Regions from separate parts of the Homo sapiens genome. Here region 2 is linked to region 1. The links are chromatin loops, found by intact Hi-C in ENCODE. Cell type or tissue: CD4-positive, alpha-beta T cell. All regions are shown on one strand.

Evidence for each region. Hi-C counts contacts between places; a loop is a spot of excess contacts. Peaks named below come from ENCODE experiments on the same cell type or tissue, not always from the same donor. Only the 100,000 strongest peaks of a DNase experiment are listed, where the experiment ranks them.
Region 2: it touches region 1 in a loop (4-fold over the local background); 7 of 110 quality-filtered maps call a loop at or near these places.

The regions. Positions count from the first base shown.
Region 1 is chr15:52,330,486-52,332,985 of GRCh38, reverse strand. MYO5A (myosin VA) reads left to right here. Exons shown (of 42, transcript NM_001382347.1): 35 at 2,487-2,500. Among named protein-coding and RNA genes, the nearest start is that of MYO5C, 36 kb to the right of the region's middle. RefSeq lists an enhancer at 1,109-1,238. In CD4-positive, alpha-beta T cell, a CTCF peak has its summit at 1,397 (motif pointing left); a DNase peak (open chromatin) is centred at 1,345; H3K27ac peaks cover 383 bases.
Region 2 is chr15:52,596,053-52,598,552 of GRCh38, reverse strand. The region is part of intron 9 of ATOSA (atos homolog A); the gene reads left to right. Among named protein-coding and RNA genes, the nearest start is that of ARPP19, 28 kb to the right of the region's middle. In CD4-positive, alpha-beta T cell, no CTCF peak of the experiment used is centred here; no DNase peak of the experiment used is centred here.

The sequences.
Region 1 (2,500 bases):
TCTTTATTTATTTATTTATTGAGATGGAGTTTGGCTTTCATCACTCAGGCTGCAGTGCAGTGGCGTGATCTCGGCTCACTGCAACCTCTGCCTCCCAGGTTCAAGCGATTCTCCTGCCTCAGCCTCCCAAGTAGCTGGGATTACAGGCATGTACCACCATGCCCGGCTAATTTTTTGTATTTTTAGTAGAGATGGGGTTTCTCCATGTTGGTCAGGGTGGTCTTGAACTCCTGAACTCAGGTGATCTGCCTGCCTTGGCCTCCCAAAGTGCTCTGATTATAGGTGTGAGTCACTGTGCCCGGCCAACATTTTATTTTAATTAGTAGATAATATTGCAAAATCAATCAAGGTTATGTTGAACTGACATCTAAATTTCATTTGTGAGCTTTGCAAAGACTTAAGTCCCTAGGGAGAATTCAGAGGCAGAGAGAAAGTTTTTAGTGAGAGTATGGCACATTCTATCTGACATTTTTATACAGTACCAAAAATATCCTGGTTAGAGATTTTGCAAAAGGAAGGTGAAGCTTCCTTTTAAAACATAAACTTTCTTAGTAAAAATATCCATTGTATTTCACAAATTCTGAGATGCAGTGTTTCCCATTTCAACATCTCTGAAATTGGGGTGTATCTTACAATTGTTGATGGGTTATAGTTTAGTTGGCAATTTTTTTAGTGTTACATAAAATACTGTATTTCATAACCGATAGCATCATAGATTTGATAAATCAGTGGGTTTAAAATATGCTCTTTGGGTTACATGGAGTCCAAATATGTGCATTTATTGATAAACCTAGTATGTTGAACTTGTTTTCTCCCAGTTTCCCCTTTTGGAATTGTACATGCGGCTTAAAAGTTACTAGTGGCATAGATGGCAGGGGTTTTATAATTTTGTTTTTTACATGCAGCTGCAGGTTTATGATCTGTAGAGGCCACTGTGTGCTGCTTCAGAGGTCCTTGTGGTGTTGTGTTTAAACTGACACCAGAAATTATGTAAAACCAAACAGTTTGAGTCTCCTTTTCTCTTGCATGGAAGAATATACTTTAGAGTTAGTCCCGTGGCTTTCATACTGGATCATGCATATGAAAAACTAGATTATGGGAGATGGCCGTAGCCCTGATCTGTCCAATCACAATCTGACCACTCTTTAGATATCATAGTGTTGCTGGATGGTGGTGACTTCACCTAAACCAGATTTTCAGCGCTGATAGTCCCAGTGTGTGCTGCTGCAGCATGAGGTGGACGGTGTGTCACCAGGCTCCATGCCACATAAGCAAGAGCACTGGCAGGTACTGATGTTCTCTGTGATAACCTCTTCCTGTGGGACTGGCTTCTCAGAACTAACCCAGGAAATTACCCAGAGTGACACAAGAAGCACTACTGACACCTCGTGGAGTCAGCAATATTAAGCTTTCTAATGTTTTTGCATCTGATCTGCATTTTGTTTGACAGCAATCTCAGAACTCAAACTTAATCTGCCCTTAAACAAATCTCTTAACCACTCTCCCTCCCTGTAGATAAAAGGATAAAAAACCTGGTTACTAGCGTGTATCTCCACAGTGGCTGTGGTAACTCATATGTCCCTTTACTTTTTGTTGGATTTCCCACTCAAGTCTCAATTTTGAGATGAAATTGGAGACTTTTTTTTTTAACCTTTAGCATAATTCTCTAGCTGCTGCCCTTGACAATAGTGACTATTTTTAACATCTGAAAGCATTGTAAACCAGTGGTTGTACTTCATTGATTGCAACTTTATAAGTAGAATTTTTAACATTATATTAAAAAGAAATAAAAAATAATAACATTTAGGAAATCATACTACATAGAGATAGTTTATCTGTTCATGATTTCTCTGGGAATGAGGATGGCAGGAGAAAATTAGGTCTTTGCCATATGAGGCCTTTGTGAAAAATAATACATTTTGGACCAAGTGGTATGAAGAAACACTCTTCTACCAGCTATCTGTATGTGTTTTGAATTGATTGTAATGATACATTTAAAGTAAATGTTCTTTTGCTTTTAATGGCTAAAGTCATTGAGCCAAGAGCAAGGGGGAATTGTTTCTGCTCCTTCTGCCCCTTTGTAGGATATTGATTGTTCCTCCTGTGAATTAAAGTCAAAATATGTTTAACCATTTCTGATTAGTATCAATTAATTAACAAATCTGTTAAACCACTTACTTTTTGGACATTTAATCTTATTAAAAAGTAAGCCTTATTACATAAAAAAAAGTTTTGAGTCATGTAAGGTTATTTGATGTTAATTTACAGTTAGGCAGGAGTGGCTTTCAGAGTAAGATGACCATATAATTTTGCCATCTGTTCACCCAATTTTAACAGAAAAAAATTATTTTAAGAGAAGGCAATTAAGTGGCAAATATGGCAAGTTTCGGTTGTTGTAGAATGCATTCAAAATTATAGGAACTTGGAGACCTCTCATGTTTTTTATATGGAAAACATTTTCTCCTCCTTTCTTACTTCTCATAAAGTGGGCCAGATGGAG
Region 2 (2,500 bases), 270 kb before region 1:
AATTTGACATTCTGTGCAATAAAAGATGGGGTTAGACTTGAGTCACTAAAATGACACATTAGACTTGTTTAATGAAAACAGGGCAAAGTCTTATCCCTGTAATGTTGTTGGGGGAAATCATGATCCTTAGACATTATTTGTGGGGCATTAGGTGGAGTCTGGAAACACATGGACACAGAATAACACCCAAATAGTCTAATAGCTAATAGTCACCTTTTCTTGCCACCATTTAGAGCAAGCTTGTCCAGCCTGCGGCCCAGGACAGCTTTGAATGCAGCCCAACACAAATTCGTAAACTTTCTTAAAATGTTGTTAGATTTTTTTTGTGATTTTTTTAAGCTCATCAGCTATTGTTAATGAGTGTGTATATGTAAGTATCTATATATATCTACATATATATTTTTGTTTGTTTGTTTGTTTGTTTGTTTTGAGACAGAGTCTCACTCTGTTCCCCAGGTCTGAGTGCAATGGTGCAACCTTGGCTCACTGCAACCTCCGCCTCCTGGGTTCAAGCAGTTCTCCTGCCTCAGCCTCCCAAGTAACTGGGATTACAGGAGCGCGCCACCATGCCCAGCTAATTTTTGTATTTTCAGTAGAGACGAGTTTCACCATGCTGGTCAGGCTGGTCTCAAACTCTTGAACTCAGGTGATCCACCTGCCTCGGCCTCCCAAAGTGCTGGGATTACAGGCATAAGCCACCACGCCTAGCCAATATTAGTATATTTTACATGTGGCCCAAGACAATTCACATTTTACATATGCCCCAAGACAATTCTTCTTCCAGTGTGGCCCAGGGAAGCCAAAAGATTGGACACCCCTGATTTAGAGTTTTCTACTGCAAAACCTTGTCATCATCCATTCAATTCATCTGTCCTGTGATTTTCTTCATTCAGTTCAGTCCAGCATAATACAACCATTGGAAATGAGTTATTTTTCCTATATGAGGGAATCTTAGTGCTTTCTGTCACTGTAAAATAGCTTGTATATTCTATAATTTTATATAAATGTAGTCACACAGTATTTACTCTTAGGGGGTGGCTTGGGGATTTATTTAAGTGAGTGTCATTGTTTTTAAGATAATCCATGTTGTCCTGCATATCAAGAGTTCATTCGTTTTTATTACTGTTGTATGGATAGACCACAGTTTGTTTATTCATTCACCTGATTTTAGACATTTGGGTTGTCACCACTTCGGGGTTATTAAAAATAAAGCTGCTATAAACATTTGTGTATGAATTTTTATGTGGACATAAATTTTCATTTCACTTGGGTAACTACATTAGAATAGAACAGAATAGAATAGAGAATAGAATAGAATAGAATAGAATAGAATAGAATAGAATAGAATAGAATAGAATAGAATAGAATAGAATAGAATAGAATAGAACAGAACAGAACAGAATAAAATAGAATAGTTTAACTGTTAAGAAACTGCCAAGCTATTTTCCAAAGTGATTATACCATTTTAATTTGCATCAGCATCGTATGAGAGTTCTAGTTCTTCCACATCCTTGCCATTGTTTGCACTGATCAGTCATTTTCATCTTAATTATTGTGGTTTTAATTTGTATTTCCCTGATGACTATTGATGTTGATCCTCTTTTCCTGCACTTACTTGCCAAATAAGCATATATGTTTTCCAAATATTTTTTCCAAGTCTGAAGTTTGGCTGTACATTTTTGTGATAGTGTCTTTACAAGAGTAAAAGATTTTAAGTTTTTTGATGTCGAATTTTCTTTATGAATCTTACTTTTGATGTTGAATCTAAAAAAACATTGCCTAGCCCAAGGCTTCTTTACACTAATACTGTTGATATTTGAGTTAGATAATTCTTCTGAAGGGCTGTTTGTGCATTGTGGGATGTTTAGCAGAATCTCTGGCCTCTACCCACTTGATTCCAATAGTACCCCCATGCCTAGTTCTAGCAACCAAAAATGTCTTCATATATTACCATATATCCCCTGGGTGAGAACCACTGGCCCAACCCAAGGTCACAAAGCTTTTTTTCTGTTTTCTTCTGAAAGTTTGTATTAGCTCATACGTTTAGATCTGTGATCTATTTTGAGTTAATTTTTACATGATAGGAGGTGTGCGATCAAGGTTCCCTTTTACGCATATGGATGTTCAATTTTCTAGTCTTGAAATCAGGTAATGTGAGTCCTAACTTTATTGTTCTTTCTCAGAATTGCTTAAACTATTCTAGCTCCTTTATCTTTTCATATAAATTTTAGAATCATCTTGTCTATTTCCACAAAATAGCCTGCTGAGATTTTGTTTGGCCTACATTAATACAGGTCGATTGGAGGAAAATTGACATCTTAAAAATATAAAGTCTTTCAATCCCTGAAATTCATTTATTTATATATTCTTTTATTTGTTTCATCAGTGTTTTATAGTTTTTAGCATGCATATCTTGGACATCTTTTTTATTTTTAATAGGGGTAGGGACTTTTCTCTGTCACCCAGGCTGGAGTGTAGCTGCGTGATCATACCTCACTGC